Regions from separate parts of the Homo sapiens genome. Here regions 1, 2 and 4 are each linked to region 3. Evidence: chromatin loops called from intact Hi-C (ENCODE). Cell type or tissue: mammary epithelial cell. All regions are shown on one strand. Links, peaks and the distances in the headings refer to the core of each region. The heading gives the core; the rest is flanking DNA.

Region 1 (5,921 bases), core at 512-5,511, 370 kb after region 3:
ATGTTTAGAGTTGGCTGTAACCCTGAGCATGTGCAAATACAGGATGAATACAGGAGAGTTATTTCACACTGGCCCTGCTTTCAAGGAACTTACCAAGTCAGCAGTATTTGATAAAGAATTTATTTAAAAAATAATACACCAGCTAGGCGCGTTGGCTCAAACCTGTAATCCCAGCACTTTGGGAGGCTGAGGCGGGTGGATCACCTGAGGTCAGGAGTTCGAGACCAGCCTGGCCAACATGGTGAAACCCCACCTCTACTAAAAATACAAAAAAGTAGCCGGGCATGGTGGCGCGTGCCTGTACTCCCAGCTACTCGGGAGGCTTAGACAGGAGAATCACTTGAACCTGAGAGGCAGAGGGGTGAGCTGAGATCGCACCACTCCACTCCAGCCTGGGCAACAGTGAGACTCTGTCTCAAAAAAAATACTACTACTACTAATAATAATATACCACATTTTGTAATCAAGGGCCAAAGCATAAACAATTGTGGAGTTTAGAAACAGAATGAAAGAAGAAATCCACATGAAACAATAGAATCATAAGATCTTAAACCTGAATCTGAGGCAAGGCTTCTTGAACTGACAGTGTTCATGCTGGATCTTGAAACATAAATGAGATTACAATATGTCAAGAGAAGACGGAGAGGACTTTCCACTAGTGCGTGTATGTGTGTGCATGCATGTACATGGGCACATGTGTGATGTGGAGCTGGAGGCAAGTAGGAAGCCAGGAAACAGGAGCAAAGATATGGAAATGGGGATATTGTCAGGGAATGATCCTAGCTTGTTCTGTAGATGAAGGGGGAGAATCCAGGGCCTTGAAAGTCAGTGGAGATATTTGGTCTTGTTATGGAAAGCTGAATGCAATAACTGTATATTCTTGAGCAGAGTATGACGTGTGGTTTCTGGTGACTCAGAATATATTTCAAGACCTTTCTCTGTCTCAGCCATCATTACGTTGAATTTTCTATTCTTAAACTTTATAAAAATAATTCCATTCATTTTTTAAAATGTTCTATGTTTAAAGCTCTGAGTCATTTTTCTTGCATTTAATTGTTCTTTCTGTCATTTTGCTGATGGACTGGGCTTTCCATCTATGTTTGTGTCTTGGCAGGGCGGTGACAAATGCTTCCCAAGCTAAAGTCCCTATGTCTACAGCTGGCCAGACAAGTCGGGGAGTGACCATGGTCAGTCCTTCCACGGCAGGAGGGCCTGCCCAGAAGCTCCAGGGAAATGGCGTGGCTGGGAGTCCCAGTGTTGTCCCCGCAGCTGTGGTATCAGCAGCTCACATCCAGACAAGTCCTCAGGCTAAGGTCTTGTTGCACATGACGGGGCAAATGACAGTCAACCAGGCCCGCAATGCTGTGAGGACAGGTAAGGAGGAACCCAGGCCAGAACATATCAGGATAAAGGGCTTACCTGCCTAATAGTAGATCTTTTATGACAGATGTTGAGAAATGTAGATGTAATTTTAATAATGAACAACATTAGGCAAAGTCTACTCAGTGGCACCTTGTATCTGCTTATTTGGGCTAAGCGTGCCCTGCGTATTACTTCAAGCCTGATGGATAGATCTAAAGTCTGAAAGAAATTAGGCTGATCCTAAGAATGTCAATAGTACTTGAAATTTTGACTTCTATAGTTGAGATCATATGATCTCAAATCTCACTACTACCATCCATGTGACATTGCGTGATACTCTACTAACGGGTGTGCTGATCATTTCTGATTAACTTAAGCACAAGTCTACCTTGGACCCTATGGGATCTTAAACAGCTTTCTTAGTTCTGTAGCACTGAAAACCTTCCCAAGAGTCTTGGGTAACTAATGGGATGAGGGGTAAACTAAAGGCTTGTGAACTCTATCAGAAAAACAGAAAAAAGGAAAATGATTCATAAGAAAAGGGAATGAATAATAGGAAAAGGACTAGAGGGAGACATCGCTTGACACTGTAGAATACCATCAAGAACTGGCTCAGTGTCTCTAACACTGTGGAGAGGCTGTCTCCTAAGTAAAGGGACTTGGGTCAAAACTGAGCTTCCAGGCACTCAGTAGACTCAAGGGCTGACCTGGAAGGACAATAGATAGTGTCTGGGGATCCAGCTAAGATTAAGTGCTTTTAGGCCACCGTCCATCCCATCTTTATTGTAATAAATACAATAGCAGCCTTTCATCATGGTCTGATGCAGTGAAATGACTCATGTTTTGGTGAGCAGCATCTATTAGATAGTTGAATTTTGCTGTGTTCCCTCTTCCCATCTACTAGTTGCAGCGCACAACCAGGAACGCCCCACGGCAGCAGTGACACCCATCCAGGTACAGAATGCCGCCGGCCTCAGCCCTGCATCTGTGGGCCTGTCCCATCACTCGCTGGCCTCCCCACAACCTGCGCCTCTGATGCCAGGCTCAGCCACGCACACTGCTGCCATCAGTATCAGTCGAGCCAGTGCCCCTCTGGCCTGTGCAGCAGCTGCTCCACTGACTTCCCCAAGCATCACCAGTGCTTCTCTGGAGGCTGAGCCCAGTGGCCGGATAGTGACCGTTCTCCCTGGACTCCCCACATCTCCTGACAGTGCTTCATCAGCTTGTGGGAACAGTTCAGCAACCAAACCAGACAAGGATAGCAAAGTAAGACCATACTTACTTACTGTTTCTCTGCTTTACTTACTTCCCTGTTTTTCTTCTTATGTTGTGTCTGTCATTTTTAGCTAATGAGAGGACTCACTGTTCAACAAACCCTCAGGTGCTCCCTACGTGTGAGTCACTATGCCAGGTGCTAGGAGTAGAGTGGGGAAGAAACGCAGGCACCACCCCATCCTCTTATCTAGAGCTCATGTTTCTCTGTGTTTAAACGCCCACTACTTGCCAGACTCAGTGCTGCATGTTAGAGGGACCACAGTGAATGAGACTTAGTCACTCCTCCTTGTGCAGCTTACAGTCTCGTGGAGGAATTTCCTTTTCCCTTTAGTTACTCATTCTTTCATCATTTTGCTGTCCTCAAGTCTTCCTGCTCAGTGAGTCTTGCTTGATAAGAGTTCTGTTAAAAATATATATGTGTGAGGGGGATGAAACTGTTGATCAAAAGTGTTACTTATGGATTTATTTTATCTACAACAGTGGTCCCCAACCTTCTGGGCACCTGGGCACCATGGACCAGTTTCGTTGAAGACAGATTTTCCATGGACCCAGGGGTGGTGGCGGGGAAATGGTTTCAGAATGATTCAAGCTCATTACATTAACTGTGCACTTTATTTCTATTATTATTACAGTGTACTATATAATGAAATCATTATAGAACTCACCATAATGTAGAATTAGTGGGAGCCCTGAGTTTGTTTTCTTGCAACTAGATGGTCCCACCTGGGCATGATGGCAGACAGTGACAGATCCTCAGGCATTAGATTCTCATAAGGAGTGTGCAACCTACATCCCTCGCATGTGCAGTTCACAATAGGGTTCATGCTCCTATGAGAATCTAATGCCCCTGCTGATCTGACAGGAGGCGGAGCTCAGGCAGTAATGCAAGTGATGGGGAGCGGCTGTAAATACAGATGAAGCCTCACTCACTCACCTGCAGCTCACCTCCTGCTGTGCGGCCTGGTTCCTCACAGGCCACAGGCTAGTACTGGTCCATGGCCCAGTACATCTGACCTTAAGCAGCATGGTTCCTTGAGAGGTAAGACTTGAAATATAAGGAAACATTATTTTCTAAATCCATAGTTTTTGGGGTTTTTTTTAATGTCTCATTTGGGGCTGAATTTTAAAGAAAATATAAATGGAAAGTTATATTGGAAAGAATAACCGATGGTTGGGTTTAGAGACAGGTGATTGGAGGCAAGAGAAATTGAGAGTTGTTAAATGTAAAAAGAAAAAGAAGAGATGGTAACGGATCTGGATAATTTTATTGTCATTATTACTTTTTCCTCAATATTTTACACATTTCCCCTGAAGTTCTATACCAGTTCTGGGAAGTTTGAGGGCGATCATAGACTTTTAGCCACCTGGTTAAGTGGTAATGTATGTCGTTCTATTTAAATGGTTAAGGGAGCCTGTAAACAGCAGTTTATAAGGAAATAAACTTTATGGCCTACTAAAAAGTTAATATTTAATTGTTCGGTTAACATGAGAGTTTTTGAAAAAGATTGATATTTGTTCAGTGTTTATAATTAACTACATTAAACTTGCACTCAAGCCAACATGTTCAACTTTGTTAATATATTTATAAATAATTATTTTTATGGTTTAGATTTTAAGGCTTGATGACAATGTGTCTCAGAGCCCTTGCCACTGATAAGAACAGGGACTCTTCAGCTGGGCCCTTCCAATGTAGAATTCACTAAATCTCTAAGGCTTGAAAGGTACTTGTGATAGACAGAATAGTGACTCCCCAAGGATGTCCACCTCCTGATCCCTGGAACTTTTAAAGATGTTTCATTACATGGCCAAAAGGACCTTGCAGGTTTTATTAAATTAATAGCCTTTTGACAAGGTGGTTAGCCTGAATTATCCAGGTGGGCCCAGTGTAAACTCAAGGATGTTCTTAAAAGGGAGGCAGGAAGCTTAGGGCCAGAGAAGGAGACGTGATGGTGAAGCAGAGGTAGGAATGATAGGGAAATGAGACCACAGGTCAAGGAATACAGGAAGCCTCTAGAATCTGGAAAAGACAAGGGAACAGATTCTTCCCCAGTGGCCTCCAGAAGGAACCAGCCCTGCCACACCTTGATTTTAGGACCCGATTTTTACCACAAAGTTTGAGTTAACCTGTTACGGCACCATCTAGTACAGGTCCTTACTGGTCATCCTGTGGAGCACCCATCCCTGACAAATGACCATGGCTTCTGCCTAGGTGCGTGCCCCATTGACCAAGCAGTGCCCTAGCCCAAGACTGCCCTGTGCCATCTTCAGACAGCTGTAACTCAACTCAACCTTCCAACCGTTGTTCTTTATTTTGAGGGCCCACATAGAAAATGCAGATCTCCTTTCTACATGGTGCCCTGAGGTATTTGCAGGTGTGTCCCCTTGTGTCTTTTCTCTAATGCTATACCCTTGAAGTTTTCTTTTCCTATTCCTCATATCACAGATTTCAAATTTTCCCTTATTAAATCTCCTACCTCATTTAGTGTTCCAAGTCCACTAAAGAGACTTCTGGTTGATATAAATTTAGTAATTCCATGATTGTTGTCACTTAATCATGAATCTTCATGACTAGAGTGTCTTTAGTATACATTTCTCCATCACATCTACAAGGATGTCCTGGGAGAACTCACCAGATGCCACATTGAGATTCACCTGCCTTTTACATCATCCTCCCATCCACAGAGTTCTCCCCATTGCTCCATCATTTCTGCTGTGACTTATTGTTAGCGAGTGTCTCCTGGAAGAGTTTTATTTCCCTTTCTAAATGTTCATAAATCTTTTGTTTAATACTGTTTTAGAATTTCCCAGATGGTCTGCAAAGTGCTTTGGTGTCATGTGTTTGAAAATTGGGGCCGGGCGCGGTGGCTTACACCTGTAATCCCAGCACTTTGGGAGGCCAAAGCTGGTGTATCACCTGAGGTCAGGAGTTGAGACCAGCCTGGCCAACATAGTGAAACCCTGTCTCTACTAAAAATACAAAAATTAGCTGGGTGTGGTGGCACATGCCTGTAATCCCAGCTACTCAGGAGGCTGAAGCTGGAGAATCACTTGAACCAGGGAGTCGGAGGTTGCAGTGAGCCGAGATCACACCACTGCACTCCAGCCTGGGCAACAGAGTGAGACTCTGTCTCAGGGGGGAAAAAAAAAAGAAAACTGGGACTTGCACATGCCTTTCCTTGCCTGTTCAGTTGACCCTCATCCCAGATTCACCAGATTATCAAAGGTTATTGGTTGCATTTCTTCTGCTATTTTTCTCTGTACCCTGGAGTGAATTCAGCCTGTTA
Region 2 (5,921 bases), core at 579-5,578, 1.3 Mb after region 3:
TATACTTTCATTCATAGTTTTCTTTGGCTTAGAATAATTTCAAAGATAGAAGAGAAAATATGATTGTATAGTTTTGTTAATAGTGCCATGAACAGTACAAATTTGTGAGAAAATCTCTATTTGGAAGTGTCTAGAAAGAGGAGTGCACAGTACTCCAAGTCCTCTTCATTTTAGTAGTCCTCAGCATCACCAGCACAGATGGCAAGCAGTGCTTTCTTATAATGCCCTGAAGCAAAATTCTGAAAAGAAAAATATAATATATTTGAAATAAAATATCATAATAGTTCTAAAAAGGAAGCATAATTCCTCTGGACTGCACTATGAAAGAGCCATGGACCATTAGCCTTTCTAAACTTATTTACTTTTCTCATCTAAAGGTTTAACATGCCCTAAGTACTGCTCCCAATGAAAGTTGTTGAAGAATAATGCTCTGGTTACAGTCAGTAGTATGTGGTTTACATAAAGTCGGTTGAACCTGAATGTGTATTTATAAGAACTTGCCTTAGAATTAAATATTCTCCTCAACTTTAGGAAGATGTACCCTAATGTTATTATTATTATTGTTATAAATGAATGTAGAATGTGGAGAACAAATTAATATGTCTCAAAAGATTTAAAAATATTTATAATTATTAATGTAGTAATTCTACCTCAAGAAATATATATTAAGAAAGTTATTATCAATCATTGATAAGCACAAAGTTTTGTGCTAAAAATATATACACCATAATATTATGTATAATAGTGAAAAACTGAGAAGCAATGTATAATAATGTGAGGTAGTTTGTGTACTTTATAGCTTATACAGCAGAATACCATGATTCAATAAAAATACTCTTTTACATAGCAAAACATATTATTATTTATATAGCTTTAGAAAATGACTGAAAGTACCTGTCTTAGTGTGTTCAGGCAGCTGTGACAAAAGTACCATAAACTGGGTGACTTATAAACAATAGGAATTTATTTCTAACAGCTCTAGAGGCTGGCAAGGCCAAGATCAAGCAGATGTGGTGCCTGCTGAGTGCCTGTCTCTCGTAGACAGCCTTCTTCTCATTCTAAGCTCACATGGCAGAAGGGACAAAGGTGTTCTCTTTGGCCTATTTTATAAGGACATTAATCCCATTCATGGGCTCCACGTTCATGACCTAATCACCTCACAAAGACCCCACCTCCTAGTATCATCACTTCTTTGGGGTTAGAATTTCAGCAGATACATTTTCAGGAGACACAAACATGCACACCATAGCAGAATAAAAGTTTATTAATGATTTTCTGTAGAAAATTAGGGAGGTTTTAATTTTCTTGTAATGGTCTTCTATAATTTCTATATTTTCCAAAATCAATGATAGTAGTAAATAAATATTATAAAATGTTTCTTTGTTAAGTATCAACTTTCATATTAAGGTGCTTTGGCACAAAGTCATGTAATGATAATTCAGTACTTTAAATGTACATAGCAAAGTTACATTAATTACATTTTCATATTAGCAGACTTTGAGTCGGTTGTGATTAATTATAATAAGTGCCTAAGAACTAATGTATTCATTTAGAAAATGAATTATGCCATGCATTTCTCATCACTAAAAGAGTTTAGAGTTTTGAAAGTGGCTGTAGGAGAGTTTTATCAAAGATGAAGGAATAAGATTTCTCTTAACTGCTCCATCAACTCTTCCTCTTAGAAACCATTTCAGCTCTCCAGAGGCCTACAAAGTCTTCTGTATTATGTGATCTCTTGGGCTTTAGATTGCTTCTAGATTACTCTTTCAATAAACTAAAACACTGCTTCTTGGAATTACAAATTTCAGATGAAAACAACGTGAACAAGGTAATAGCTTTTAGTTCTGCACAAAATATAAGTTCAGTTCTATTCTTATGTCCCTGTGCTTGGCTTGGTTTAATGCTCTGCTCTCCCCATCCTGAAATTCTTGAAACTTTTTTGAACACAGTGCCAAGCATTTTTATTTTCCACTAGGCTCTCAGTTAGTAAATGGTCCTATATATTCTGAGGATTCTTTGTTAGGTTGTATCAAAATGCATGAAGTTTAAAAGTATCAGAATGAAAACACTGGCTTGTTCAGTACTGAATCATTGCTCCTTTGCCCTTCAAGGGCTAAAGGGATAAGGATATGTAGAGTTGTATATAGCTAGGAACATTAAGTCCCTCCGAATTAGCAGTTTATGATATTTGACTGACTGCCCTGCCTTCTATGACAATATGAGAGGACAGCTCAACTGATTTAAGAAACCTCTTCAAAAGTAATGCAGCCTTTTGCAATATATATTTTTCCTGAGCCTGATCATACTTCAGAATTTAGCTCTTTAAGCACAATTATAGAGAATGAATATTTTGCATGACTGCATCAATGCTTCTGGGTAAAACACATCAAAGAGGAATAAGTTCTGTCGCTGAGGTAAAGGGTTCTCTTTTTTTTTTCTTTTTCTTTTTTTGAGATGGAGTCTCACTCTGTTGCCCAGGCTGGAGTGCAGTGGCGCAATCTCAGCTCACTGCAAGCTCCGCCTCCCGGGTTCAAGCGATTCTCCTGCCTCAGCCTCCCGGGTAGCTGGGACTACAGGCGTGTGCCACCACACCTGGCTAATTTTTTGTATTTTTAGTAGAGACGGGGTTTCACCGTGTTAGCCAGGTTGGTCTGGATCTCCTGACCTCGTGATCTGCCTGCCTCAGCCTCCCAAAGTGCTGGGATTACAGGCATTAGCCACCACGCCCAGCTGAGGTAAAGGGTTTTCTAAGTTAGCACCTGCCGATGTTCTAAAGACTGTGTAGAGGAAAAAAACTAGGTTATCCCTGTCTGAATAGTTAACTTTTTAGAGTCTGCCATGAAGTTATTTGAATGAGAACTTTTATCTCAGTTTCAAAAAGGAGAAAATGTGGGTCCAAATAAATCATGTGTCGGAAACTTACTCTGATATCATGAAATAGGGATTTTCCATATCGCTCTTTGTATCGTTTCCTTATGGTCAGCAGGTCTATTTCACTTCTGGCAATGAGAATCCTGATTACAGTTTTATTATGGAAACCAAAGTCCTAAAAGATACAGAAAAGTGGGAGAAATGAGAAGACAGCATCCTAAAAGTCAGTCTGTCCCAAGTGGACACACCCCTTTTCTGTAGTCATTTTCTCTTCTTCCTGAGTTCTTCCAACACTGGCATCACTGGCCACACAGGCTGTGGTTCAGATCCTGAGTCATTTCTGTCACTTCTCCCTCTCCCTTACCGCATGCTGACAGTGAATTATTCTCTTCTATTTTCTGAATGCCTTGTGCTCTCTATTCCAGTGCCACGACCTTGACTCTGACCCTTATCATTTCACCCTGATTCTGCAATAGTTGCTCCCCCTTTCTAGCCTTGTTAACCTTCACACCGTCCCACTCACACTGCATTATAAACTGCAAATCTGATCCTGTGGTCCTTCCTGGTAAGAATTCTTCCTTGGAGGGGAAGACATTCTCAGCTCTGTCAGATGGACATTGATTTGTCTAAGACAGCAGTAACATTTTAATTTTATTTTCTTGTCATCATTGATAAATTATAAAAAATTAGAATTCTAGGTGATTCAAATATTTGCCGGTTTAAATTCAAATGCAGAAAAATACAAAATCAATGTCTGTATGCTAGCCCCAGAAATACTGCACCCTAACAAATCAGTTTCAAATTGTCTTTCCAAACAGAGTAATCGTGACATCTAGTGGCCAGAAAACAGAATCTGATTTTTGAAGACAATGTTTTGAATGTATATTACTAATAAACTTTTCATAATTTGAGGTGGTTAAAATGAATGATCTAACAAGTATTCAAACTTAAAATGTAGATCGTTCACTTTAGAGTTCACTGGAGGAGAACACAGAATATATCTTTGGTTCAGGGGTGATTAAAGCAGCTTTTTGACAAACATTTGACATTTGAGGTCTTCAGGTATCAAAAATTACATTACTTGAATATACAATCCTTCTCCGTACCTACAAACCATTTGTGAATACGCATATCTTCCTATTGCCTTATAACACATACACAGCAAAAATACAGTTTTCATGTACTATTAGAATAAGTAGCCTTGAATTTGTGCATAATTGGAATCAAGGTAATTGTAGTTATTTTCCCATAATCATTCACAAGTGAAGCTTCATACTGTTGTTGTAGTGGTTGGTTCTTTGAGAAGGAAACAATTGAAATCATCCTATAGCATTTCCAAATACACTATTTCAAATAAATGTTTAACCAAATCAACTGTTTCTCCTAGAAAATAGAATAGGAGAGAAGCAAGACTGTGAGCATTGATCTTCCTTTTGTGTTCTGGGGTTATCCAGGTTCTTCCTTTGCATAAATGAGAAAATACACTGCAGAAGATATATAATAACATACTCCTGACTATTAACATATTTTCCCAGCATGCTGGCTACTTTTAAGAAGTATATCTGTTAAATTTACCTTGAGGATAAAACTGATGATTAAAATTACTGTATTATTGGATTATTTTTAATCGTTTTCTTTGAGTTTTCAAGGCTACGACATGTATATAATTATCTCTATGAGACTTTCTTTTTCTTTTCTTTTTTCTTTTTTTTTTTTTTTTTTTTCCGAGACGGTGTCTCGCTCTGTCGCCAGGCCGGAGTGCAGTGGCGCGATCTCGGCTCACGCAAGCTCCGCCTCCAGGGTTCAGGCCATTCTCCTGCCTCAGCCTCCCGAGTAGCTGGAACTACAGATGCCTGCAACCACGCCCGGCTAATTTTTTGTATTTTTAGTAGAGACGGGGTTTTACCGTGTTAGCCAGGACAGTCTAGATCTCCTGACCTCGTGATCCACCCGCCTCGGCCTCCCAAAGTGCTGGGATTACAGGCATGAGCCACTGCGCGCGGCCGAGACTTTCTTTTTTTGTTTCATGTAGATATGGATAAGGAGTGCATTATGTGATGATGCACTTAAGTGTTTGTTTTTTAAAAAAATGAACGCTCCAGGCCGGGCGCGGTGGCTCACGCCTGTAATCCCGGCACTTTGGGAGGCCGAGGCGGGCGGATCACGAAGTCAGGAAATCGAGACCATCCTGGGTAACACAGTGAAACCCCGTCTCTACTAAAAACACAAAACAAAATTAGCCGGGTGTGGTGGCGGGTACCTGTAGTCCCAGCTACTTGGGAGGCTGAGGCAGGAGAATGGCGTGAACCCGGGAGGCAGAGCTTGCAGTGAGCCGAGATCGCGCCACTGCACTCCAGCCTGGGCAGCAGAGCAAGACTCCATCTCAAAAAAAAAAAAAAAAAAAAAAAAAAAAAATTAATGCTCCAAAGTATGTGCGACTGAATAACACACTGAAGTATGAAAAACATTCCCATTTAATTACAAAAATAGATTTAGAGTTTATGGTTTTCTAGTTATCACTTTAAATACTTTTTGAAAATAGCACAATGTTCAAAAATATCCATTGACATAATTTCGTGTATTGAAACTTCACGAACGTGGCAATTGCTTGCTGAGAGTTTGTAATATTTTGACATTTTCTGCTTAATGCCATATGTTTTGTACTTGCATAAGTCTGATGTGGGGGTCTTTGGAAACATACAAAAACATTTGAATTTACCAGTTTCTGCAGATATTAAATAATCTCTAAAGTGCACAGGGAGATACACCCCAAATATGGTTCCCTAAATTTGATACAGAAAGCAGAACATTATTTTTATCTGATATGTCTTATTTTTGGTGTCTAAACCAGTTTTTCTCACTTGGGTGTATTTTCTTTGTACATACAAGTTCAAAAATGGTAATGAACATTTAAATGATGGAAGTAAAATTAATCCTTTGAGAAAACAGACACAATTTCTGGAGAAATTTTAAAAATATATGTCTTACTTACATGAATTGCACTATATAATCTATAAGCAAAATAGGCTGGTTTGTCTCGAACACAGAGA
Region 3 (5,921 bases), core at 274-5,273:
TGTTGGTGCATTTTCTTCAGTAAAACCACGTATATTTCCTTGGATTCTCAAAAGTATAATATTTTCAATCTAACAAAGGATAAAAATCACTGCCCTGTAACCAAACCAGCATGGTACTGGTACAAAAATAGACACATAGAACAATGGAAGAGAATAGAGAACTCAGAAATAAACCACATACCTACACGGAACTGATCTTTGAAAAACCTGACAAAAACAAGCAATAGGGAAAGGATTTCCTATTTAATAAATGGTGCTGGGAGAACTGGCTAGTCATATGCAGAAAATTGAAACTGGATCCCCCTTCCTTAAACTTTATACAAAAGTTAACGCAAGATGGATTAAAGATGTAAATGTAAAACCCAAAACTATAGAAATCCTAGAAGAAAATCTAGGCAGTATCGTTCAGGACACAGGCACAAATAAAGATTTCATGATGAAATGCCAAAAGCAATAGCGACAAAAGCAAAAATTGGCAAATGGGATCTAATTAACTAAAGAGCTTTTGCACAGCAAAAGAAACTGTCATCAGAGTGAACAGACAACCTACAGAATGGGAGAAAATTTTTGCAATCTATCCATCTGACAAAGAGCTAATATCCAGAGTCTACAAGGAACTTAAACAAATTTACAAGAAAAAAACAAAAATGTCCATTTTTACGCATTAAAAAATGGGCAAAGGACATAAACAGACACTTCTTAAAAAGAAGACATGCATGCAGCCAACAAACATGAAAAAAAGCTCAACATCTCTGATCATTAGAGAAATGCAAATCAGAACCACAGAGAAATACCATATCACATCAGTCAGAATGGCAATTATTAAAAAATCAAGAAACAACAGATGCTGGCAAAGTTACAGAGAAAAAGGAATGCATTTACACTGTTGGTGGGAGTGTAAATTAGTTTAGCCATTTTGGAAGACAGTGTGGGGATTCCTCAAAGATCTAGAAGCAGGTACACCATTTGACCCAGCAATCCCATTACTGGGTATATACCCCAAAATATATAAATCATTCTGTTATAAAGATACATGCATGCGTATGTTCATTGCAGCACTATTCACGATAGCAAAGACATAGAATCAACCCAGATTTCCATCAGTGATAGACTGGATAAAGAAAACACGGTACATATACACCATGGAATACTATGCAGCCACAGAAAGGAACAAGAACATGTCCTTTGCAGGGACATTGATGGAGCTGGAAGCTGTTATTCTCAACAGACTAACACAGGAACAGAAAACCAAACACCTCATGGTATCACTTATAAGTGGGAGCTGAACGATGAGAATACATGAACACATTGGTGGGAACAACACACATTGGGGCTTTTGAGGGATGTGGAGGAAGGGAGAGCATCAGGAAGAATAGCTAACGGATGCTGGCCTTAATACCTGGGTGATGAGTTGATCTGTGCAGCAAACCACCATGGCACACATTTACCTATATAACAAGCCTGCACATTCTGCACATGTACCCTGGAACTTAAAAGTGAAGGAAAAAAAAATCACTGCCTTAACTATTGTGATTCTTTGGCAGTATATACCTAATTTTATAAAATTTTCTCTTTGACATATTTAATGATAAAAATTGTAGTACCAATTGGGATTTAGATATGGAGAACAATATGTGATGATGGGTCCTTTTTTTGGGAGGGCCAAGTAATATAGTGTTAGGTTTTCAGCCATCACGTATGCTATATTGTGAATGAAGTATGTAAGGAAGATCGATTCAGTTTTTTAAAAGGGTAGCAATGTTTTAAGAATTAAAATTCAGTGAAAAATAGAATTAGGGAGATTCTGTCTTGGTTAGGTTGGATAAAATATTTTGAATGTAAATTCTTGTGTATTTCTGTTTCCATCTTTGTCTTATTTTTAGACTTTCCATGCACGCCTGTAAGGCTCCCCACAGGGTGTACACACTCATTGCTTCTGGCTACCTTGTTCTTATTCTTAGATATTCTTATAAAAGCATTATGGCAATACTAGTTAAGAAAATTTATTCAAATACAAATACTTTTATACTATTGGTTCTTCAAAGATAAGGTTTTGAGACATTAAATATGAATTTGATAAGATTTGGCCATGATATATCTTTAGGCTGTATAAAACTGTGTGAAATTACTCTATTCAAAATATGAAACTAAGTCATTTAATACTTTCCTAGCATACATTAAATCCTTACTAATAAGTCAGCATAAAGATGAAAATATGTTTGTTATTGATCAAGAGTAGGCAGACATCAAGAGTAGGCAGACTGGTGGTTTCATGTGTTTGTAAGCCTCGCCTCACTATTTGGTGAAATTTTGAGTTTCGTCATTTGGTGGCACTGCTGCTTAATTTTTCAGCACATGGCAAAATTGACACGTGAAGTAGAAACAGTTTTACAGCGATAATTGAAAACCTTTTGTGACAATAAAAGCAATGTTGAAAAGCCTTAAATTTATGAACCTTGTGAGAAAAATGGCTAAGAAAAAAAAAGCTTCTAAAGCATTTCTTTTAAAACTGAATTATGAAACTTTCAGGTCAATGTTTTATCTTTTTTTTTGCACATTTTTATATTTAAAACTGTGGTTAAACTTTGAAAGACTGTGCTTTGTTTGTTTTGTTTTGTTTTGAAACAGGGTCTTGCTCTGTCACTCAGGCTGGAGTGCCGTGGTGTGAACATGGCTCTCTGCAATTTCGACCTGCTGGGCTCAAGGGATCCTCCTGCCTCAGCCTGTCTATAGCTGGGACCCTTAGCACACGTCACCATACATAAGCTAATGTTCTTATTTGTTGTACAAATGGAGTCTCACTGGTCTGGTGAGACTCCATTTCTACAAGAAAAAAGAAAATTAACTGGGTCTCAAACTCCTGGGCTCAAGTGCTCCTCCTGCCTCAGCCTCCTGAGTGCTGGGATTATAGGTGTGAGCCATTGCACCCAGTGAAAAAGTATGTTTAGAATGAAATATATATTATAGATTTAGCTGGGTGATCAATTGTATAATAAAATTGGGTCATTCTTTGTTCCAAATTTTTATATTTTTCTCTTATATGAAACTTTATATTGTTTTCCTGGCTTAGTTAATTTTTGTGATATGTCATATTTGCTCAACTTTCCGTATAAAAGGCTTAGTGTAATGGTTTATCTTTCAATAATTAGAAGTACATTATCATCTTTTATCTCAAGATGTAGTTAATATTGAAAAGCTTTAAGGTTCTGATTATAAATAATACACCATGATATTTATACAGAAGGCCCAATTCAACTGTACTAATAAGTTACTTAAGTGTATGACATTAGCTTATAATGATGTTGCCACATTTCAGTAGTCATCCTGAACCACCCATAAATTTTCAGTAACTTAGTTGTCTTCTTAAGTTATTGTAAGAGTTAGTAATCTGTCTTTGTTCATTTATTTAGATTCCATGTCTGAATTTGTCTGTTTAGGTTCTTCTAATCTGTTTGGTTTAGTTGACTCAGAGGAGAGATCAGTATGCATTTGATTATAGAACATAAGCATTTACTGAAGGCTGCTGAAGATCATTATTATAAAAGTGCCAATAAATTTGTCTCTCACAATGCTCAAATTTTAATTTCTGATCATGGTTAAGATAGGAGGTTTTTGTTTTTAGTCTGCATTCTAAAGATGAGAAACTTGCATTCTGAAACTTAATACATTTCATCAGGAACTAAAACCAGACTTGTAGTGTTTAAGCCAAATAACCTTATTTAATGGAAACCAAATAAATAACAATTGCTACTATTTATTAGGTACACAGATGTGTACTTTACGTAAATTATCTCATGCAATCCCTATAGCAGAGAGGCAAAGAGTACAGCATTTCTATTTTAGAGAAAAACTGTGAGGTTCAGAGAGGATAAAAACAATGAAAAATCACAGGACTGGTGAGTGTTTTGGGATTTGAATGTACAACTGTCCTACTTTATCTGTGTTTTATGGCCTTCCCGAACAATGAATGGCTGACCATTGGCTGCTCTGCGAAGGCTGTTCTCACTGGTGCCCCTCTTGGCTTTACAGAGTTAGTTCTTTCTATATTTTTTGTTTCATTCTTCCCCAGATCGTTTAGTACTTATCTCTTTATTTTTTTCTCTGTAACATACTGATTGATTTATGTGTTCTTTTTTCTTTTCTAATTTACAGTCCCCTCAGAGAAAATATTGTGTCTAATTCATTTTGGATATCATTATCTAGAACTGTGCTTGGCCTTAATAGGTATTAATATGTATTTTAATTTATTGATAATTTTTGTCAAATATTGTGGATTTGTCTTCTCACAGAAATCGTGTCAGATTGATGTATCGAAATAGCAGGCCAAACGCGGTGGCTCACGCCTGTAATCCCAGCACTCTGGGAGGCCAAGGCAGGCAGATCACGGGGTCAGGAGTTCGAGACCAGCCTGGCCAACATGTGAAATCCCATTTCTACTAAAAATACAAAAATGTGCTGGGCATGGTGGCACATAACTGTAATCCTAGTATGTGGTAGAGAAGTGATTACTGATTTAAATAAAAATAGCAGAATGTGTTCATTCAAAGTATATTTCTTTTAAGTAATCATCTAGAGAAATAACATATTTGTTCTAAAAATACTGCTACTATTCAGAACAACTTTGGAGCTTGTTTTTATTCTCTCAGTGTATGAAACCTTATTTGAATTTATATACTATAGTAATTAAAACAAACAAAGTTTCAAAATATTTAGATATAATCTTTCAAGGTGATAATACTGTTAGGTGAGCTCTAGATATTTTTAAAAGTTATTTGTAGTAACTTTTTTTTTTTTTTTTTTTGAGACAGAGTCTCACTCTGTCGCCCAGGCTGGAGTGCAGTGGCACAGTCTCGGCTCACTGCAACCTCTGCCTCACGGGTTCAAGTGATTCTCCTGCCTCAGCCTCCCGAGTACTTGGGACTACAGGTGTACACCACCATGCCCGGCCAATTTTTTGTATTTTTAGTAGAGAGAGGGTTTCACCATGATGGCCAGACTGGTCTCAAACTCATGACCTTGTGATCCACCCGCCTTGGCCTCCCAAAGTGCTGGGATTACAGGTGTGAGCCACTGCGCCCGGCCTATTTGTAGTAACATCTTAAATATCAGTATACTTTTTCAATAATACTGAACTATGGGACTAAAGCAATGTTTCCATCCTTTTTTGAACAAAATAAATACAGGCATACTTTGTTTTATTGTGCTTCATAAATACTGCATTTTTTACAAATTGAAGGTTTGTGGCAACCCTGCATCAAGCAAGTCTATCAGTGTCATTTTCCCAACAGCTTTTGCTCATTTTGTGTCTTTGTGTCACATTTTTGTAATTCTTGCCATATTTCAAACTTTTTCATTATTGTCATTATATCTTTGATATTACTGTTGTAATTGTTCTGAGGCACCACAGACTTCACCCATATAAGATGGGAAATTTAATTGATGAATGTGTGTGTTCTAATTGCTCCACTGACTGGTAGTTCCCCTGTCTCACTCCTCAGATCTTATTCCCTAAGACAAAATAATATTGAAATTAGGCCACTTAATGACTTACAGTGGCCTCTTAAGTATTCAAGTAAAAGAGTTGCATGTCTGTCACCTGAAATCAAGATTAAGCTTGGTGATGAAGGCATATTGAAAGCTGAGATAGGCACAGAATTAAGCCTCTTGCGCCAGTTATCCAAGTTGTGAATGCAAAGGAAAAGTTCCTGAAGGAAATTAAAAGTGCTACCCCAGACCAGGTGCAGTGGCTCACGCCTGTAATCCCAGCATGTTGGGAGGCCGAGGCAGGTGGATCATGAGATCAGGAGTTTGAGACCAGCCTGGCTAACATAGTGAACCCCATCTCTACTAAAAATACAAAAAATTAGCTGAGCGTGGTGGTGTGTGCCTGTAATCCCAGCTACTCAGGAGGCTGAGGCAGG
Region 4 (5,921 bases), core at 390-5,389, 460 kb after region 3:
ACCTTACTCTGCATTCTCCAGTTTTTACATGCACTCATGTGTGTGTGTATTTATAGTTCTATGCAATTTGACCCCAGTTATAGATCAGTACATAATTACTGTTGTAGCTAACACAACAATTAGGATACAGAATTGTTCCATCAGCACAAAGGAACTCCCTCATTCTACCCCTTTGCATCCTCCCTCTGTCCGCTGTTCATAATCCCTGGCCACCACTAATCTGTTCTCCATCTCTACACTTTTGTCATTTCCAGGATGTTCTATAAATGGAGTCATACAGTATGTAACCTTTTGACATTGACTTTTTCACCCAGCATAATGTCCTTAAGACCCACCCAGTTTGTCGCATGTATCCATAGTTTATTCCTTTGCGTGGCTGAATAGTATTCCACCGTATGGATATGCCAGAGTTTGCTTAACCATTTGCCCTTTGAAAGACATTTGGATTGTTCACAGTTTTTTTGCTATTACAAATAAAGCTACTATCAGCATTCATATACAGACTTATTCTCTGTGTATATGAGCATAAGTTTTCATTTCTCTGGGATAAATGCCCAAGAGGATATGATTGCTAGGTTATGTGGCAAATGCAGATTTAGTTTTATGAAAAACTGTCAAGAAATTTTCCAGAGTAGATGTACATTTTAAACTTCCACCAGCAGTATAGGAGGGGTCCAGTTTTCCCACATCCTCGCCAGTAACAAACTTTTTAGATGAGTAAGTGAACATGAAAACATTGTGAGATGACAAAGGCCACATATAGACTGGGCAAAGTATGTGAAAGGAGATATTTGGCTTGTATATGATCCTCAGACCACTTTTTCAGGAGAGATGGCAGCAACATTTGCTGTAATATAAATTTCCCCTGCTTTTATCAGCCTGTAGCCATGAATCAGCAGTGGCTTCAAGTGTTAGAAAACTCAACTACAGCCATTTAAGCACATGGGGCTATTTTCCTCACAGAACAAGAGATGCAGAAATCAGCGACTGCGGAGGCTTAAAGATGATGGCTGCTGCTGCTGTTGCTTCAGGAATCATGTTCACATTCCTCCAGGAAGAAGACAGAAGGAGAAAAGGCAGTGTTTCTATCACAGAAAAAAAAATTGTTTTTTTTTTTTTTTCAGGAACACCACTAGTGTTCTGTTTTGGTCATGTTGCCCAGAACACTGCCTCAGATCCCCTCATGGCTGGAACAACATGGTAGGGAGAAGGGCCTTGGAATGCTGACTGGGTCAGGAATTCACTATTATCTGCCACAGGGGACCGTCAACATTAATGGTCAACCTTTGCCAGCTTAAGGCTTCCCCCAGTGATGCATGGCCTCATCTTATTGTAATGTCCTCCATCGTAAAGCATTTCTGGGTATTTCTATGGGGTATCTCACTTGTGCTTATAAGCAAAGTCCGGTCCCACTGCTCAACACCATTGTTCTCTGCAGGTCCTTGTGAGGTACAATGTTATCTGCAGGGCCCTCCCCTCCCCTAAGCTTCCGCCCTGGTCCTCTGGTTGTCACCATGGAGGAACTAGAAAGTTCACGCAGTTGGGGCTGCATTCCTTGCCAAAGTGGGGAGAGAGCTCTCCCCCCTGCTTTGGGCACTCTTTGTCATGCTCTGTGCCATGCGTTTCATGACTACCTTTCTGAACCCATTTCCTCACTTGAGCTTATGAACGTTCACTCTTCATTGGTTCATACATTGTCCATGGGGCTGGACAGGTGACCAGACACAAGGCCATCCGTTCCACTGATAATGTCTTTCTCATTCTTACATTCCCACAAAAGTACAACCTAACATGCCATTTCTTCTTTTCTTTTTTTTCTTTCTTTCTCCTTTCTTTCTTTCTTTCTCTCTCCTTCCTTCCTTCTCTCTCTTTCTTTCTTCTTCCTTTCTCTCTCTCTCTCCTTCCTTCCTTCTTTCTCTCTTTCTTTCTTTCTTTCTCTCTCTCTCTCTCTCCTTCCTTCGTTTCTTTTTATTTTTCTTTCTTTCTTTTTTTGAGATAGTCTTGCTCTGTCACCCAGGCTGGAGTGCAGTGATGCAATCTTGGCTCACCACAGCCTTGATCTCCTGGGCTCAAGCAATCCTCCCACCTCAGACTCTTGGGTAGTTAGTACTACAGGCGCCACCACACCCAGCTAATTTTGGTAGAGACGGGATCTCCCTATGTTGGCCTGGCTGGTCTTGAACTCCTGGGCTCAAGCAATCTGCCCGCCTCAGCCTCCCAAAGTGCTGGGATTATAGGCATGAGCCACCGTGCCTGGCCTAGCATGCTCTTTGCGTGGCAAACCAGCTCATGCAAATAAACAGCTGTGTAGGGGACTTCGCCAGCCTCACCTGTCCAGACGTGAATCTCAGTGTAAGCTAAGAAAAGACCAACTGTGCACACTGTCTTCCTATTGGATCGCCTGTGTGAATTCAGTTGGTCTGACTGAATCACTAACTCCGTCCTCCCTCACTGCTCACTGTTTCTTTCCCTGGTGTTTGTTTATGTTACAATTAAAAATGACTGTTTTCCAATCAAGGATGTAGACCCAGTTAGAGCTTCTTTAGATTCCAGTGGGACAAAGGAAGCTCCCTGTTTTATACTTGGTCTTACCCAAAAGGACAAGAAGTGATCCCTCCTCTTTTCATTGCTGCCTTTTTGGCTTAGCGCATGCAACAGCAGTTGGGATGTGTGTTAGTTACCACGAAAATGCCAGTTGCTATAACAAAGAACCTGATAGAACAGAGATTTAAGCAAGAGAGAAGTTTATTCTCTCTCAGGTCTCAAAGCTGATATGGGACCTCTACCATGTCAAACATCCAGCCACCCATGCTGTTGTTACTCTGCCATACTCAACACACAGCTCCAATCCCTGTGTCCAGTATGGCTGCTCTGGCTCTCACCATCATGTCTATAACTAGCCAGCAAGAAGGTGGAAAGTAGAATAGAAGGAAATATTTTTTTCCTTTTATGGGCATGACCAGGAAGTTCCCACACAATTTTTGCTTAAATCCTGTTAACCTGACTTTAGAAGCATGGCCCTACTTAGCTGTAAGGGAGGTGAGGCTGGGAAGTATGGTCTTTATTCTGGATATTCTGTTATCACAACAGAATTATACACTTTCAGCATCTAGCAGAATCAGGTACAATGTCCTCTAGATTTGGGGCCAGACAGGAATGCTACAATTTTGGGTGGTGGTTCTCAACCAGGGCAATTTTGCTCCCCTCTACCCCACTCCGCCCCCATCCCCTTCTAGGAGACATTTGGCAATGTCTGGAGATATCATTGTTTGTCACAACTGTGAGGATGTACGTTACTGGCATCTAGTGGATAGATGCTGCAAATATTCTGTGGTGCACAAGACAACCCCCAACAACAACAAAAATTATACATCCTAAAATGTCAATATTGTTGAGTTTGAGAAATCCTGCCTTAGGAATCTATCTTTACAAAGTCTTAGCCCACCACATGTTAATCTCTCTCAGCTTTCATTTGTGGCTTTTCCAATACAATTTCTGAGATTCAGGCATATCAATGTGCTTCCAATAAATCAGAACTGTAAGACACTGTTAGCTCTGTTTGCCATAGGTCATTTTAACAAGAAAATGAAACTTTTTTGACCCCTATCCATAGTTCCACGACCACCATTACTTACCCAGCTTTAGTTCTGAAGAGAAAGGTTTCCTTCTTTGGGTTTTCTGAAGCTATTTAATAATATACAATAACCCACTAATCCAGAGTAAAGAAGAAATCTGTTCAATTAAAGGCAAGTGTAATTGTGTATAATTAATCATAGTCTTCTTAAGGGAAATAAACATAATTTGTTTTTAGTAAGAAGGAATCTATAATTATTCGGTGACAGAGGAAAAACCATTCATTAATATATCATGTTTACTTTGAATGTAGTGAAATGCATTGTAGTTTTTGCTGTTAGTTTTAGGCATGAAAAACTGTGTGTTAAATCTTGTCATTTCTGGTTCTGATAATCTGCTTTGATGACAGATTAAAAATGCAGTTTGTCATATCAGGACATTAATCTTAAATAATCTACCTGAGAGAACAGTACCAAACCCTCCGGAGAGGTTTCCAACATGAGATGGTGACACTTCTTAATAAGCTCAGGATTAGTGATGTAACTTGTCACTGGTTCAGCTGGAAAAAGTAGAAAAATGACACAGTTGCTGCAGTGACCACTCAGGAGTTGTGTTCTATAAATCTGGAAAATCAACTTCTGGAAATTCTCCCCTGAGATGAAGATGTACTGTGTGTCAGCCATGCATCACAGAAATCTTTCATTATTTTAGGTTGTTATTTAGACATCATATATTTTTCTTGTGGACAGACACAAGCATACTGTTCTTCATTTCCTATTCTTCCGGATCTGAGCACTTTCCTTTTGGGTTCATAGGACTTTGTAATTAACTCTCTTAAAACATCATTTCACAGGGAGTCACGTGCTACCTTTGCATTTTTATTCCATTTCTACCTATTTTATTTTTCATATCTTTGTTATTTGCCTTTCCAATGAGACAGTGTCTTGAAGAAAATGTTTATTTCTTTTATTTTGTTTATCCCACAACATTTAGTACAATTCCTTATATGTACTTATATGTACATCGTTATTGATTGTCGTGTTTTCCTTTTGTTTAATATCATGGCTATAACTGTGCTCTTGTCACGAGTAGACTTAAAAACCATTGTAAGACTGCATGCAATTACACTGTTATTATTATGATGGAATACAAAAGAATTTGGAACACAAAAGAGTAGAAAGGCCGGGCGCGGTGGCTCACGCTTGTAATCCCAGCACTTTGGGAGGCCGAGGTGGACGGATCACGAGGTCAAGAGCTCGAGACCATCCTGAGCAACATGGCGAAACCCCGTCTCTTTTAAAAATACAAAAATTAGCTGGGTGTGGTGGTACATGCCCGTAGTCCCAGCTACTTGGGAGGCTGAGACAGGAGAATTGCTTGAACCCGGGAGGCGGAAGTTGCAGTGAGCGGAGATTGCGCCACTGCACTCCAGCCTGGCGACAGTGGAAGACTCCATCTAAAAAAAAAAAAAAATTGTAGAGAATAAAAGATCGGAATGTTGTGTGACTGTGATGTATTTTAGGTAGGGAACTAAACACACATATGTATATTAAAACAATATACAGAACTTTAACTTGTTAATAATCTCTCTCTGCTTTCATTTTGTGCTTTTCTAAGAAAATTTCTATTGTATCAGCAGATATAACAAATGATCTACCTGGTAAGATCATTTAATGCAAAATGTGTCTGAAATATTAAGCTTATGTGGCAATGAATGAAAACTTTTTAATATCCTTGCTCATTTGTGACATAGAAGAACATGCAGAGCCTTTGGCATCCAGGCAAAGACTCAAGCCCCTTGTCACACTTCACCACTTACTGTGTGTCTGTGAGCAAATTACTGTAACCTCAACTAGCTTCATTTTCATTGTGTGTAAAATGGAGATTATGATACCTTCCTTTGAAAAATTAAATTAAATAAATTATCATATACATCACCTAGCACACTGCCTGGCAGTGTCAGAGTTCTTGGGACACAAGCAATAGAAACCCACCCCGCCAAACTTAAATGAGAAAAGCCCATTTATTAGAATAATACTGGGGACCTCACAGAATCAAGGAAGAGTTAAACAACTCAGTTTCAGAACTGGGGGACTCTGGGCATCTTCGCAGCAGGAAGTCCTGACAGCTTTCTGGGTACAACATCTCCATGGATGACTGGGCTCATCTTCAACCACTCTTGGTTCTTCTTAAGATGTATATTTTTAGGAGAAAGATGCTTATTTCTCTGGACTAGGTTACCTGATTTTTCAAAGGCTGGAGGGTTGGGTTAAGTCACTGGCAGCCTCACTAGATCATCAGGAAAGTGGGAGTGGAATTCTCTAGCCACTGGACTCCAGCCTGGGTGA

Evidence for each region. A loop is a pair of places that touch in the nucleus more often than their neighbours do. Peaks named below come from ENCODE experiments on the same cell type or tissue, not always from the same donor. Only the 100,000 strongest peaks of a DNase experiment are listed, where the experiment ranks them.
Region 1: a loop joins it to region 3, with 9 times the contacts of the local background. A loop is called at or near these places in 10 of 110 quality-filtered maps.
Region 2: a loop joins it to region 3, with 31 times the contacts of the local background. A loop is called at or near these places in 15 of 110 quality-filtered maps.
Region 4: a loop joins it to region 3, with 10 times the contacts of the local background. A loop is called at or near these places in 84 of 110 quality-filtered maps.

What each region holds. Positions count from the first base shown.
Region 1 is chr4:169,112,976-169,118,896 of GRCh38, reverse strand. It overlaps SH3RF1 (SH3 domain containing ring finger 1), which reads left to right. Exons shown (of 12, transcript NM_020870.4): 9 at 1,115-1,374; 10 at 2,267-2,628. Among named protein-coding and RNA genes, the nearest start is that of CBR4-DT, 110 kb to the right of the region's middle. In mammary epithelial cell, for the core only: a CTCF peak has its summit at 2,861; DNase peaks (open chromatin) are centred at 896, 2,206 and 2,836; H3K27ac peaks cover 3,561 bases.
Region 2 is chr4:168,181,684-168,187,604 of GRCh38, reverse strand. It overlaps ANXA10 (annexin A10), which reads right to left. Exons shown (of 12, transcript NM_007193.5): 10 at 5,864-5,921; 11 at 2,924-3,046; 12 at 1-239. The coding sequence ends at 171. The region is part of intron 2 of LOC105377524 (a long non-coding RNA gene); the gene reads left to right. Among named protein-coding and RNA genes, the nearest start is that of ANXA10, 92 kb to the right of the region's middle. In mammary epithelial cell, for the core only: a CTCF peak has its summit at 3,698 (motif pointing left); no DNase peak of the experiment used is centred there.
Region 3 is chr4:169,482,746-169,488,666 of GRCh38, reverse strand. All of the region lies in intron 23 of NEK1 (NIMA related kinase 1), which reads left to right. Among named protein-coding and RNA genes, the nearest start is that of NEK1, 130 kb to the left of the region's middle. In mammary epithelial cell, for the core only: a CTCF peak has its summit at 2,337; no DNase peak of the experiment used is centred there; H3K27ac peaks cover 354 bases.
Region 4 is chr4:169,022,334-169,028,254 of GRCh38, reverse strand. No RefSeq gene overlaps it. Among named protein-coding and RNA genes, the nearest start is that of CBR4-DT, 15 kb to the right of the region's middle. In mammary epithelial cell, for the core only: a CTCF peak has its summit at 3,312 (motif pointing left); no DNase peak of the experiment used is centred there.